Linked DNA regions of Homo sapiens: region 1 is linked to region 2. The links are chromatin loops, found by intact Hi-C in ENCODE. Cell type or tissue: endothelial cell of umbilical vein. All regions are shown on one strand.

What was found. A loop is a pair of places that touch in the nucleus more often than their neighbours do. Peaks named below come from ENCODE experiments on the same cell type or tissue, not always from the same donor. Only the 100,000 strongest peaks of a DNase experiment are listed, where the experiment ranks them.
Region 1: a loop joins it to region 2, with 4 times the contacts of the local background. A loop is called at or near these places in 2 of 110 quality-filtered maps.

The regions. Positions count from the first base shown.
Region 1 is chr5:124,532,810-124,540,809 of GRCh38, reverse strand. No RefSeq gene overlaps it. Among named protein-coding and RNA genes, the nearest start is that of LINC01170, 98 kb to the right of the region's middle. In endothelial cell of umbilical vein, no CTCF peak of the experiment used is centred here; DNase peaks (open chromatin) are centred at 2,439, 3,479 and 4,239; H3K27ac peaks cover 2,195 bases.
Region 2 is chr5:124,434,224-124,442,223 of GRCh38, reverse strand. It overlaps LINC01170 (long intergenic non-protein coding RNA 1170), which reads left to right and starts at 3,704. Exons shown (of 6, transcript NR_125774.1): 1 at 3,704-3,829; 2 at 4,348-4,527; 3 at 5,929-6,066. In endothelial cell of umbilical vein, no CTCF peak of the experiment used is centred here; a DNase peak (open chromatin) is centred at 3,183.

The DNA of each region.
Region 1 (8,000 bases), 99 kb before region 2:
GACTCCAACCCTGCTCTGCCACATGTTACATTTACTTCCCACTTTTCGGTGTGGTCATTAATATCCGTTGAGTCACTTAGAGAGTTTCTTGAAATTATATTCCATTCTTCTCTTTGACTAAATTTTCACATAATTTGTTTTGTATGCTTATTAGCTGAGCATAAAATTCACACTTATTTGTAGTCCCCCCAATTTGTCAATTAAATGCTTTCCTTTGTCCAATTTGTACCCAATAAAAATATAGAAATGCCCATGGAGTAGCTGCCTTTGAAATTATCCTACTAATAGCTTTCTTAGTAACCTTTTAAAACCAAATCCCTTTCATCTTCTGAAACCTGGCCTACTTAAATTTTAAATGTGTCTTGTCCTATAGCCTTTGGCAAAAAAATAAGTCTGATCCAGACAAACATGTCCAGAATATGTGGTATTATATTAGGAATAATGCATTTATTAAAATAGAGATGGGGATTTTAAATGAAATATGTACTTGCCCAGTAACATAAATTTTCATAATTCATAAGACAAGAGTCTCTAGAAGGTTTTGGGATGAGAAAGTAACTTTTGACTTTCAAGAAAGGATAGCAGTGGGGAAGGGTAGCCAGCGACGAAGTGATGACGAAGTCCAACTATGAAGATCAAATTTCTTACGGTTGCTTCTTTCCTGCTGGAAATCCTGGTAAATCTCAGAGAAGCCACATGGAAGCAGCCATTGGATAGAACTTTTACCAAAAAAAGCTTCTTGACTTACAATTTCAAGTGCCAGTGCTAATTTGTATGGTTGCTCTAAAGGAATCTTACTTGGAATGCTTCTTTAGGAAGCGACTGTATTGTCCCTGATAAGAAGACATCTGTTTGTTAAATTAATTTCTCTTTAATGATCTGGAGAAGTGGTGACCCTAGGATGGGCTAACTGACCAAATTGTTTATTTAAGGGAGACAGAGATTTAGACGAGCTCATCAGTTCGATTCTACAATCATCTGGATTCTACAACCTGAAAATAGAATTTTTGTTCTGTTTTATAATTTATAATACAATGTTACAAATTCCACATTTAACATAAAAATAAGAACAGTGGTTGAGTTAATTCTGCTTTTCTTTTTCTTTTTTGTTTTCTTTTTTTTCTTTGAGACTGAGTCTTACTCTATTGCCCAGGCTGGAGTGCAGTGGCCCGATCTCATCTCACTGCAATAATACTGCATTTTTTGTGGATGTCAGAGGCTCTAGGGTAAGATATTAGTGTGGCCAATAAAGACCTCTCCTGCCTCAACTTCTGTTTCTTATTTCTTTGTTTTTCAGGCCTTTGGACAATCTCTTCTTGCATTGGGAATACTTCTCTCCTTGTCCATCTGGTAAACCATCACTCATCTATAAAGTCCTGTTTATTCTTCACCTCCATAGTGGAATGGTTCCTGGCCAGGTCTCTCTCTGTGGAAGTTGGCTGCCATCCCTAACTACCGTGCTCAGAGTCAGGAAATCAGTAGGGGTTAAATAAGGGTTTGTTGGGTTAAAAAATGTTTACTGTGTAACTATTAGGTAAAGGGTAGTGAGGGAACCATATAAAATATAAGGCAAGATTTCAGTTCATTTCAAGCTCATATCTAGTTATAGTGACAAGACAGAAGCATCTAAAAATGCAAGTGAACAATGCCAGGCAACGAACAATGAAAGGCAAGAGGGATGACTCCAGGGCCACAAATACTAATGTGATAGAGATCAGCATTCCTTCTAGACTGGCACAACAAGCAAATCCTTGAAGCAGTTTCCCTGGAGAGAAGTCATCTGTCTCCTTCTTTTGAGCTTTAAAATTATATATCTTTCATGACACTCATCATATTCTACATTGTCATATAGATATTTGTGTCATGTGACATCTTTTCTTCTTTGATAAAGTAAATTTTTTTCATTTCGAAAATGTCATACAGTGCAGGGCTTATCATTATGTTAAGGATATAGTAGGTGCTTAAAGAAGCTCTGTTGCATGAATACAAATCTTGCTCTGGACAGTGAGTGCCACATGAATTCAAGGCAGAAAAGTCCATGACCTGCTCTTTTGATCATAGAATGCTCGGAAAAAGAGAAGCAATTAGGTTGTATTTTGAAGTGAAGAGTAGATTTACATAAATAGATTCAGGGAGGGCATTCCATAAAGGGAAAATGGTATGAGCAAATATTTGAAAGGAGGGTAGCAAAGATGGGGGAAAGTGGGTAGAAAGAAAGAAAACTCACGAAAGAGAAGAGCAAGGATTTCCTTTGGACAATGCAGTGGTTAAAAATACAAGCACAACGGCAAAGCAATAAAATAACATGATTATAGTTATTTTCTGGGCACCATTGTTTTAGAGAGGAACCATCTCACTCTTAAATAACACTAACTTCCTGATCATAAGGCATTTGCTGACATGGATTCTGAGCACGAGGTCATTTCCCAACAACTCTCTTTTGTCTGTTTGGTTATGAAGAATGCTTTGGTGGGGGCAGGAAGTTTGAGTGGCCCTATGAATGTGTGAGGTTCATTTTTGGAAAACTGAACAGTATTCTTAGAAATCTGACATATGGCACATGAAGGCAAGCTTGGAAGCTGGGCAGAAAAATTGTCCCCATCCTGGCATTTTATCTTGCCATGTGCAACCTATGGGAAAGGTGGAGCTTGATGACATAGAATCAATATGCCTTTTCCATGTTTATGGGGATTGCATCCCGTTTTCTGACTTCCCAAGTAAGCTTAGTTCGTGCTGATAACATAATGGCAGCCATTTTTGCCCACCATCACCACTGAGGTGTGGTAGATTAAGAAGGGTATAATGGAATAGAAAGTGAAGGAGGCAGAGAAGAGAACAGGGGTGTGGAAGGGAAAGAAGAAATAGATAAATAAATGTGGAAAAGGTCTGGTGTAAAGAATTAAAGGGTCCTGGAGAGTTCTCGAGCTAATCTGGCAGCAGTAATGGCCTGGCTTCTGAGGTTAATTGAAAGTTGATGGAGTTGCTGAACTAGAAAATTTCCAGAATTATGAATGTTTTTTCTTGTTTGTGTAGATCCAGGACAGCATGGAATTTATATCTTTTTTCTGTGTAAAATAATTGCCATATCAGCAAAAAGACTCATTTATTAAAATCTTGCTATGGTGAATTGTTTGACAAACTGTTGGTTTCTGCTCTGGTGTTTTCTATAAAGAACAAAAGTGACTCAGTGCTCCACATTCTTTGATTATCTTAACATAAGCCTAGTGCGACATGGTCGAGTTCAACACCATGACTGTATTAGACACGGGCAGGCAAATTCACTGGCCATAAAATAGTAGTGGGGGTTTCTCTGTAGGTAAAAACAGTGGTAATTGTATCCATCACAGAGGGCAGAAAGTGATTGTACACAGGGGTCAGGAGAGCAATCTGCCAGCCCAAACCTCATGGCAGCACTGGACGGTGCGTTCATTTTAAGCCTGCTTCCCCTCCTTTGAAGCCGGAAGTTATTGGCTACTGCCGGAGGCCTGTTATGACCATGTGAGGATCAAAAGCCCGACTAGGGGTGGGAAATCCTTTGTTCCTGGCTCTCTCATAATAGTTTTTTCCTTTTCTTTGACTGAGAGAAGCAAGTCAAATAGGATTATCCTAATGGAACAGAAGTGTTTTATATAAAAAGTTCAAAAAAGAAATCCAAACAAATGCCAATGTCTTTCATTTACTGAATACTGTTTTATTACAGAGCCAAAATGGAAAATATGTTGGTGGCCAGAGGGCCATTTTCTGAGGCTCTAAAGAAACTATCCTTTCTCAAATTATGACTGATTAACAAGCAAATGTAATGGTCTTTTTAACCACAGTAAATAAGTAAAACAAATGTTTTTTCCCAAACTCAAAGTCTTTAAAAATACAGACTTCCAAGACTGGCCTCTTCTCAAATTACTTTACTACAACTCCAACTTGTTTCAATTGTTGAAAAACTGAAAACCATATGCCCTAAAATGAAAATATACACTTAAGTGATACCTTCAGGGTATAATAAAGTACAATATAGGTGCAAAAAGCACAATGCAGTGGTTAAAAATATACAAGCACAACGGCAAAGTAATAAAATAACATGATTATAGTTATTTTCTGGGCACCATTGTTTTAGAGAGGAACCATCTCCCACTTAAATAACACTAACTTCCTGATCATAAGGCATTTGCTGACATGGATTCTGAGCACGAGATCATTTCCCAACAACTCTCTTTTGTCTGCTTGGTTATGAAGAATGCTTTGGTGGGGACAGGAAGTTCCAATGAATGTGTGAGGTTCATTTTTGGAAAAACGAGCAGTTATTCTTAGAAATCTGACATCTGACACATGAGGGCAAGCTTGGAAGCTGGGCAGAACAAATGTCGCCATCCTGGCATTTTATCTTGCTATGTACAACCTATCTTGGCTGTGTCAAAACAAAGGACAGACCCAGGAGTGTTGTGGGTATAGGTAGGCTTTCTTCAGCAAGGGGCTCGGCAACGTGCTTTGGTGAAAATCCTGGAGGTGTGGGTAGGCTTTCTTCAGCAAGGGGCTCGGCAATGTGCTTTGGTGAAAATCCTGGAGAGAGTTTGGCTATCTCTTGAGCTGCCTCCAGAGAGCAGGTTTATAAAGAAGGTACTATTTATTTATTTATGTGAGATGGAGTCTGGCTGTGTCGCCCAGGCTGGAGTGCAGTGGTATGATCTCAGCTCACTGCAACCTCTGCCCCTTGGGTTCAAGTGATTCTCTTGCCTCAGCCTCCCGAGTAGCTGGGATCACAGGCACACACCACCATGCCCGGCTGGCTAATTTTTTTGTATTTTAGTAGAGATGGGGTTTTGCCGTGTTGACCAGGCTGGTCTCAACCTCCTGATCTCAGGTGATCTACCTCCCAAAGTGCTGGGATTACAGGTGTGAGCCACCATGCCTGGCCTAATTTACTCTTGCCATTAAAATTTATTGGCTGGGTGTGGTGGTGGCTCATGCCTGTAATCCCAGCACTTCGGGAGGCTGAGGTGGGCAGATCACGAGGTCAGGAGATCGAAACCATCCTGGCTAACACGGTGAAACCGCGTCTCTGCTAAAAATACAAAAAATTAGCTGGGTGCGGTGGCAGGCACCTGTAGTCCCCACTACTCGGGAGGCTGAGGCAGGAGAATGGCTTGAACCGGGGAGGTGGAGCTTGCAGTGAGCCAAGATAGCGCCACTGCACTCCAGCCTGGGCGACAGAGAGAGATTCTGTCTCAAAAAAAAAAAAAAGAAAATTTATCTGGGTAGCTGGCTGCCAGTTTCTGTTTTTTCAGCAATTTAGGTAGAAAGTGAGGAATGGGTGGATTGCTAGATGGATATATGGAGTAAGATAAATCCTACCATTTTTTTTCCCAACCTCCATGCCATTTTAGTATTGGTAACACCAGGGTAAAATGATGAGCTACAACAGCCTGGAAATGGGAAAGGTATGCAGGCATTTGGGCATGGACAGTGGTGCCCTGCTTTGGCCTTGATGCTGTGGTTTATGGATTAATTTTGTAATTAACGTATAATACATAATGTATAGGCTATTTAGTATATTGTGAAAACGAGTGGTAGGGAGAGAACACGAAAGTGTGCCAGGTCATGAGGGAGATTTTTGTGTGTGTTTGAAGTGGCCTCCCTTGAGGCAGGTGGTGAAGCAAGACCAGAACAAATGGGAGGGTGGAGAGGCAGGGTGAGCTAAGGTTTCCCTGTAGAGAAGGCAGCTCAGTCTAGAAGAGAAATCTTAAGGCAGAGGATGAACTCAAGGGCCTATAGGACCCAATGCTAATGGGGGTAAGTGCCAGAGGCCTGGAGGTAAACTGGATGTGAATTGCAGAATACATGAAGGCCAAAGTGAGCAGCCCTGCTACTTGCAGCTCTGGACTCATGCTACAACACCAGAAAGCAGGCTAATGCTGCCAAAGAGAAGCTGGGAATACCGATTTTTTTATATGAATCTGCAGGTTTAAAAAAAATGGCAATTGGTTAGATTTTTTCTTAAACATTGCAAAAGCTGATTCAAGCTGTAGTGTTAAGTTTTGCTTTTGATTGCCAGTAAGACCTCTGTTTTGGTGTCTTAGTCCCAAAATGCTCACAGTCAGGTGATACGGGAGCAAGGCAGGAACACATCCCAGGTAGAAGTATCAGAAGGGGAAAAGACACAGGGGTAGAAAATAGCCTTGGGTAGGACTGGGGCACAAAGCCAGGATGTGAGCCAGTGATGATGGAGACAGCCAAAGGAGGGGAGCTAGATTGAAGGAGGATGGGCCCAAGTTACAGTAATCATGGGATCAAGATTTACAAGGGGGTGGGCGCGGTGGCTGACGCTTGTAATCCCAGCACCTTGGGAGGCCGAGACGGGTGGATCACCTGAGGTCAGGAGTTCGAGACCAGTCTGGCCTACATAGTGAAACCCCGTCTCTACTAAAAATACAAAAAATTAACCAGGTGTGGTGGTGTGAACCTGTAATCCCAGCTACTTGGGAGGCTGAGGCAGGAGAATCATTTGAATCCAGGAGGTGGAGGTTGCAGTGAGCTGACCACCATTGCACTCCAACCTAGGCAACAGAGTGACACTCCATCTCCAAAAATAAACATTTACAAGGGCTTGGGATTTATCTTGTAACCATCATTGCATATATTGGGTGTCGTTAGTTAAATTGTGTTCCCCCAAAATATACACCCAAATTCTAATCCCTGGTACTTGTCAATGTGACCTTACTTGGAAACAGGGTCTTTGCAGATGTAATTAAATTAAAGATCTCAAGACATAATTTTGGATTAACTGGGTGGATTAATTGGATCCTAAATCCAATGACTAGTGTTTTTATAAGGCAGATTTGAGACATATAGACCCTGAGGAGAAACACAGTGGAGAAGGCCATGTGAAGATGTAGGCAGAGTGAAGGGATGTGCCTACAAGCCACGGACACCAAGGATTGCCACAGCTAGCAGCAGCTAGGAGAGAGGGGTGCAACGGACTCTCCTTCAGAGACTCCAGAAGGAGCCAACCCTGACCACACTTTGATTTGGGACTTCTGGCCTCCAGAAAGCTGAGAGAGTTAACTTGTGTTGCTTCAAGCCATGAAGTTTGTGGTAATTTGTTACAGGAGCCCTTGGAAATTAATACACTGGGCTTCTATGTAAGTTTCATTAGGAAATCGCAGGGGTAGATGAAGGAGAACTCCTGCAAGGTTGAAGAGTGGTGAATGGCCTGGTCAGATTTGAGTGAGGGGAGGATCCTTCTGGCAGCCACTCAGGAGGGAAGAAGGCACAGCCCAGAAGAGCCTCTTAGAATCCCTTCGGGCTCCACACGAGACATGATGAGGACCCTGACCTGTGGGACTAAAGATGGAGCTGAAGGGACAACTTCGAGGAGCACTACATTTAGGAGGAAGAATTGGCAGGATTTGGTGATTGCTATGGGATGGGTGGCACTGAAGGTGGGAGATGAGATGAGGGCAGGGATTGGTTATTTTGAGGTCACTATGATGATGGCAGTGGCGGTTGCACTTGCTGAAATAGAGACTCCAGGAGAAGTAGTAGGCTCAGTGCAAATATGGCGAGGTCTGTTGTGGGCGAGTTCAGCTTGAAGTGACTGCTGATCATACAGGTGAGGATGACCAGCAAGCTGTTTGTTTCTTTCTATCTTACATGGACGATTTGGAGAACTCTAAGAGGGACAGCTGTAAGGTGAAATCGTGAGACGGTTGAGATAGCCCAGGAGTGTGCATCTGTTGAGAAGGAACACGTGCTGCTTTTTCTTTTTGTTTTTTCTTTTAATTATGTAGAAAACATGTTTACATCTTAGAAGAAAAAGAGTGACTCAGTGTTGTAGTCAACATTTATTTTTGCCTTCTCAGCATCCCTTCCCTTCTGGATGCAGTACCCTGATTTTTTTTAGAGGATTACCTGTTTCATTCTCAGTAACCCCCTTCCCAGCTCCAGGAGCCCCCAGCTGACCTAGGCCTGGCAATCAGAGCACTATGTCTCTGGCTACAGTGACCAGG
Region 2 (8,000 bases):
AAATTACCCAATCTTGGGTATGTCTTTATCGGCAGCATGAAAACAGACTAACACAGAGATGTAGGCAATTTTAGAGAAAGAGTAAAGGATTTTTAGGTGGATGAATGGACCTGAAGAAAAGACAATAATCTGGGACAAAGTTCCTCTGGGCTCTGGGTGTGATGTCAATTCTAGTCTTCTTTCCTTCTAGTTAATCTTCCCGGTTTGATGAGATTATAGGGAGGAGGTCCAAGACAACTGCATTCCTTCTGGAGGAACATTGTTAGTCAGATAGGAGAATTTCAAAGGAAACCCTTCCCTGTGCTTCTGGAGGAGCAGAGGGGCAATAGACAGGAAGGCAGGAGGTCACCTTGGTGCTGAGGTTGCTTCTTTAGTTGAAAGTACTCAGCATGTCCAAGTGCCAGGCTTTGAGGTATCATTTTTCTAAGCCCCAGCACTAGTTATTTCACACATTGCCAACATGCCCAAAACATTTTGTTTTCCAAGCAATTTATTAAGACAATGACACTCCTCCTCATATTCCAGGGAATTATATTAATTATTAATGTGCACTGTATTATGTTACCATTTAGTGTAAGACACATCCTGGGTTTACTCTATGACTAGTCAGTTTGGAAGACCACCCAGCCTGGAACCCCGGGTGGTCTTGGGAAGAGCTTGGGTATTGGAAGTCAGCTCTGTATTTGGGTCCTGGCTCTCCTGCCTACCATCAGTGTGATGCCACACCATTTACTTGACTTTTTGGAACTCAATTTTCCTCTCCCTTAATAGGATTAGAAATGTATAGCATGCAGGTGAAGGACCTGGGATAATTAATTATACCAATTATATATTGGTAATATTAGTACAGCATAGAGTAGTGGTTCTAAAGTATGGTCCCCAGACCAGCAGGATCAACATCATGTATTACAAAGCAAGTTCTTGGGCTTGAACCCAGACCTACTGAATCCAAAACACTAGGGAGAGAGCTCAGCCATCTATGTTTTAGCTAAAGTTGGAAACTATTAGCAGAATGGTTAAGAGTGGAGAGCTCATTTAGAAAATTGGCTAATGCATACATTTACCTCATACAGGAGTTGTAAAGCACTCAGTGTTTGGCACTGAGTAGGCACTAGATAAATGTCAGTATTATTTACATCTGAGAAACAGAGTTTGTGTGCTGAAAACAGTATTTGAGTCAAATGTTCCTCTTAGGTAGGCAAAATATAATCGCTGCTAGGCACATGAATTTTGGACTGAGACAATGTGCGTTCAAATCTCATTTCTGCCAACATAGAAGCGATTGGTTTTGGGAAAGTGTCAAGGTCTCAATGTTCTTATCTGTAAAATGGAAATAGTAATAGTATCAACTTCAAGTAATTATAATGGCACTATAACATGAGTAGTAAGGTGTTGACAAAGATTTTCTCCTTGACCAATCTCTAGTCAGGTTATACTGATGCCTTTGCTAGACCGGACCTGACCGTAGGCTTCTGTCTCTAGCCTTGTAGAATCCGGTTTTAGCAAGAATCTTGAAAAGTTAGTTTAGAGAGAACCTCTCCCCTTGGTAATGGATGACACACACTATCTGATCAAATTCCTCATTGTCCACCATCTGCCAGCTGACGTCTGACCACTTTGGCCTGCTATCAGCAAGAATCTTGTTAGGTCAGATTAGCCAGAATCATTTTAGGCAGAATCCCCTCTTCCCATGATATTTCTTCTTAGCAATTTTCCATTCAGTGTCCCACCTCACTATAAATCTTCACTTTTCCTTATATTCAATGTTGAGCCCAATCTCTCTCCCCTACTACAAAACTGTATTGCAGCAGTATCTACTTTTATCACAATAGCCCTGAATAAAGTCTACCTAGCCATTTTAACAAATGTCAGAAAAATTGTTTCTTTACCAGCATGTTGGATGAAAATGTTAGTTGTTAAGAATTACTCTTCAAACAGAAGTAGTCTAATTGAATGACAAATGCTCACCCAATGATTTTATGTCTTAAGATTGTCATGGAGAATTATCTTATTATAAATTCCTGCTTACTCTTGAAGCTTCAATATAATTTCACCACTTTTTTTTAAGCTTCAGGATCAAAAAATATCCCACGATTTTCAATGAAATTAATCTGTGTGCTTAATTTGATGCTCCATTTAAAAAACAATACAGTGTCTCTGATAGTACCTCAGAAATAAATACCGTATGGCCTGGCATGGTGGTGTGTGCCTGTAGTTCCAGTTACTTGGGAGCTCCCGAGGCCAGGAGTTTGAGGCCAGCCTGGGCAGCATAGTGAAATCACATCTCAAGAAATTTTTTAAAGTTGTAAAAAAAAGAAATAAGTACTATAACTAGCAGCTGCCATCCTATATGAGAGGGTTACTCTATGTGTACATCTCCAGATGAAGGGTGACTCAGAGTAACACCACATTTAGTGCGATGCCATACCCAGTTTCACACTCTCAGATGAGGCTTTGTTATTCTTGAAGACTGAGGTCCCGTAGGTAGCCTGGAAAACAGTTCACAAAAGGCTCTCTGAATAGTGAATGCACATGCTTAACAAATCTGTTTTTGCTAGTCTCCATTACCTTCCTTCAGCAGGTGTAAAGCTTTAGTTCTGATATTCCTCTCCATTGTAGATGCCTGGCTCTAAGCCTTCTTTGTTTCTACCCAGATGCCAGCTTCTAGTTAACTATTCTTTTTTTTTTTTTTTTAAGCTACCAACCATCTGGAGGAAATCTGATTGGGGCTAGGGTCATTTTTGTACCTTTTAAAATGCGGTGTAGGTAAAAGGATTTGTCAAACCCATGAATGACCCTTCTCAGATCTCAGAGGCACTTCAGATTGGCAAGGGACTCCTTCATGAAGAAGCTGACTCAAGCAGAGGTAGCAACAGAGGCAAAGAGGAGCATGCTGAAGCTACAAGATGGGTTGAGAAATATAGATCTGCCCAATTATAATTCAAACAAAAACAAGTGAGAAACTGTAGTCGGTTGAGGCACTCTTGGCCGAGCATCTGGGCTTGGCATGCATGCATGCATAATTAGGCTTCAGGCAGCTGCAGGCTTCCACAGTGCAACAGGGCAGGCAGGATATCATAATACACAGTAGGTTGCATATCAATGAAACTCTTTTTAAATTCACATGAAGCCTAAGATAAAAAGACATCAGCAAAAATTAAACAGCATTCAAAACGGCAGTGAATTGTGATACAGGCCACCAGGAAAACGATGAAACCCGACCTGGTTTCCCCCCATTGTTCTGTTTCCTTCACACAAATAGATTAGAGCAACAGTGCTGACTTTGTTTTAAAATACACACACTCATTAGATCAAAGTGATCAATGCACATTTAAGCAACTTTCAAGGCATCACAGGAAGAGTGAAATGGTCTGCTTTATTTTGAAAGACAACAGAGAAAATCACACACATGCATCGGGGCATTGTGATATGCAGATGGTTGGCTTTCAGAAGAATTAAATATTCATGGAAGATAAAAATCTCTCTCATTATATTTTTAATGTATATGAGGCTTTGGGCTCAATGCCCTCTGTGTTCACATAACAGACAGACCCTGTTCTCCAAACACATGGATCTGCACACAAGGACGGCTCAGATCACATCCCGAGATGTCACCCTGGCCCGGGCCGGTCAGGCCCTTCCACCGCAGGGCTGCCCCATGGCAGCCAGTGACACCGCTGAGACAACTTTGCCGTGGCCTTACTTTCATTTCCTTGGTTGTTCAGTTTATGGCAAAAGACCCTCAGCTGTGTTTTGTTTACTAATTCCCCTAAGCCTGCCTTAAATCCAGACTGCCAGGGCCACAGGAAATCTTTCAGACCCCTGACAGGTACGGGTAAGTCTCTGAGGTACCTGGGCGTTTGCATTTGCTTCTATTACTAACCCACGTGCAGCATTATAACCTTCCTGCTTTTTCTTGTTTATTCCATGTCTTTGTTTGACAGAGATTCAAAGGGGTTTCTCAGAGGCTTTTAATCTGATTAACTACACATGGGTGACCACTGTAAGGGTTGGGATGCTACAGGACAGGCAGCACTGTCGGGTAGGGTCAGATTTGTCATCCCTCCTGCCCTCGCTTTCCCCAACACACTCCCAGTTTTCCCCTCCCCCACCCCGTGTGCCAGCTCACTCAGAAAATAGGATTCCAGATATGCTTTTATTGAGGAAGAATAATTAAAAAAAAAGATGTGTTTCTTCTTCATAGGGTGCTGAAATAATGAATTTATTAACCTTAGATCAGTGAAATGAATGAAAACTAAACCTGCTTAAAGGAAAGCATTAAGGTGAGAAAAATAAATATTCCTCTACATTTCAATTTGATTCTGAATTTAGTTCATTTTACTCCAGTTAGAAAATTGGCTCCACCTATGGCATTCACTGGAGTAGTCATCATCTTCTACACCGTGTCATTTTCCGTGCTTCTTTGTACATACATTCTTTCCTATGCTTTAAGACTGTATCGTCTATAGAAGATGAGTAATTATGATGAAGACTGAATCGTCACAGCATTTTGTTGTTGGCGTTCAGGTAATTGTAGCTGCGCGTGAGGTAGTTATTTGACCAGGTCTAATGTGTTGAATTGGTCTCTTGCTTTTTTTTTTTTGGTCACTGCTGTTGCCCTCCAATAAATTCCATCTTATCTTCAACTTAGATTTAAATACATGTGTTTTCTAGGTGTTGTTTCTATGCTCATATTTTAAACACAAGCATAAATGTACTTACATTACTGGATTCCAAAATGTAAATAGGTAGGACACTCAGGAATCAGATCTAACTTCCTTTTATCCCCCTGTCTGTGAACTGTGCTTTCAGTAAAAAGTAATGTTTCCATGTTGGGAATTCCCATTATTTCTTTTAAATATCCTCTAAAGCCCTGGTTTAAATAGGAATCAAAGTTCTTATTCCAGTGAGTGGAACAATGCAGTAATATAGATGTAGGGATCAAAGACATCACTGAACCATCAGCCTCCTGCCTCCAGTGTAGCCAGCCATCCTCAGCCATCCCCAGAAGCTGCATCCTCAGGGGCAGCACCCGGGGCTGAACAGTGAGCTGGCCAGGCTGGAGGGAATCTCCTCAGGGGAAATGTGTGAATAGACCCTGATTTGGAGGCAATATCCTCCCCCGCACCCTTTATTGAGGTATGATTAACACATAAAAATTGTATATATTTTTTACAACATGATATTTTGATATATACTGTGAAATTATTACCACAATCAAGCTAACATCCATCACCTCACGTGGTTACCTCTGTTTCCCTGGTGAGAACACTTAAGATCTACTCTCTTAGCAAATTTCAAGTACACAATACATTATTACTAATTATGGTCACCAAGCTGGACATTAAACCTGAACTTATTTATTTGAGAACTTAAAGTTTGGCTGAGTGTGGTGGCTCATGCCTGTAATCCCGGCACTTTGGGAGGCTGAGGTGGGAGGGTCACTTGAGACCAGGAGTTTGAGACCAGCGTGGGTAACAATGACATCCCATCCTTACAAAAATTAAAAAAACTATCCAGGTATGGTGGTGTGCACCAGTAGTCTCAGCTACTCAGGAGGCTGAGGTAGGAAGATCTCTTGACCCCAGGAGTTCAAGGCTGAAGTGAACTATGATTACCCCACTGCACTCCAGCCTGGGTGACACAGCAAGACCTTGGCTCTTTAAAAAAAAAAAAAAAGAAAGTTTGTACCCTTTGAATAATATTTCCCCTTTTTTTTCCATGACTCAGCCCCTGGTCATCACCATTTTACTCTCTGTTTCTATGTATTTGACTTTTTTTTAAAGATTCCACATGTACATGAGACTATGCAGTATTTATGTTTATTTATCTGGCTTATTTCATTTAGCGTAATGTCCTCTAACTTCATCCATGTTATTGCAAATGGCAAGATTTCGATTTCTTTCTCCTTTTTTTTTTTTAAGATAGGATCTCACATTGTCACTCAGGTTGGAGGGCAGTGGTGGGATCACAGGTCACTGCATCCTTGACCTCCTGGGCTGAAGTAGTCCTCCCGCCTCAGCCTCCGTGGTAGCTGGGACTACAGGCACATGCCACTGCACGCAGGTAATTTTCTTGCTTTTTTTTTTTTTTTTGTAGAGACAGGGTTTTGCTATGTTGTCCAGGCTGGTCTTGAGTTCTCAGGCTCAAGGGATCTGACTACCTTGGCCTCCCAAAGTGCTGGAATTATAGTCATGAGCCACCATGTCCGGCCAGATAGCCTTCATTTTTAAGGCTCAATAATAATATTCAATTGTGTGTATTCGTCCATTCTCACACTGATATAAAGAATACTACCTGAGACTAGGAATTATAAAGGAAAGAGGTTTAATTGACTCACAGTTCCACTGGCTTAATGGGAAGCATGACTAGGAGGCCTCAGAAAACTTATAATCATGGCAGAAATTGAAGGGGAAACAGGCAACTTCTTCACAAGGCTGCAGGAGGGAGTGTGTGCAAGTGTGAAGGAGGAACTGTCAAACACTTATAAAACCATCAGCTCTCATGAGAACTCACTCACTATCATGAGAACGGCATGGGGAAAACCACCCCCACGATCCAGTCACCTTCCACCAGGTCCCTCCTTTGAGGTGGAGATTACGGGGATTACAATTCGAGATGAGATTTGGGTGGGGACACACAGTCAAACCTTATCAGTGTGTTGTAGGACACTTAGATTATTTCCTTATTTTGGTTATTATGAATATTGCTGCAAGGGGGAATGTGGGAGTAGAGCTATCTTTTTGAGATAGTGATTTTATTTCCTTTGGATATATACCCAGAAGAGGGATTGCTAGATCGTATGGTAGTTCTATTTTTAATTTTTTGAGGAAACTCCATACTATTTTCATAGGGCTGTACCAATTTATAGTCTCACCAACAGTAGATAAGTGTTCCCTTTTCTTCACATCTTTCCCAACCCTCATTATCTTTGACTTTTTGATAATAGCCAACCTAACAGGTGTGAGGCAATATCTCACTGTGGTTTTGATTTGCATTTCCTTGATGATTAGTGATGTTGGGCATCTCTTCATGTACCTGTTGGTCATTTGTATATCTTCTTTGGAAAATTTTCTATGCAGCCCTTTTACCCATTTTTCACTTGGGTTATTTTGTTGGTTTGTTTGTTCATTTGTATGGTATTGAGTTGTAAGAGTTTCTTATATATTTTTGATATTAACCTTTCATTGGACATACAGTGTTCACATATTTTCTCACATTCCATAGGATGCCTTTTCATTTTGTTGATTGTTCCTTTTGCTGCGCAGAAATTTTTAATTTGATATAGTTATACGTGTTTGTTTTTGCTTTTGTTGCCTGTGCTTTGAGTGATAAGTAAAAAAAAATTGCCAAGAAAAATTTCAAGGAACAAAAGTTTTCTTCTATTTTTATAGTTTTCTATATGTTTTCTTCTAGTTTTGTAGTTTCAGATCTTGTGTATAGGTCTTCAATTCATTTTGAGTTAACCTCTGTGTATGGTATAAAGTAAGATTCCAATTTTATTCTTTTGCATATGCATATCCAGTTTTCCCAATGCCATTTATTGAAGAGATCATCCTTTCCCTATTGTATATTCTTGATGCCTTTATCAAAAATTAGTTGACTGTAGTATACATGTGGGCTTTTTTCTGGGCTCTCTATTCTGTTCCATTGGTCTACTTGTCTGTTTTTAATGCCAGTACCATACTGTTTTGATTATTATTGCTTTGTAATATAATTTGATATCAGAAAATGTGATGCTACTACCTTAGTTCTTCTAATTCAAGATGGCTTTGTTTATTCAGGGTCTTTAGTGATTTCACACATATTTTAGGATTTCTTTTCTATTTCTGTGAAAAACACCATGGGAATTTTGACAGAGGTTACATTGAATCTGTAAAGCATTTTAGGTAGCATGGACATTTTAGTAATATTAATTATCCCAATCAGTGAGCACAGGGTATCTTTCCATTTATTTTTATCTTCTTCAAATTCTTTTGTTAATGCTTTATGATTTTAGT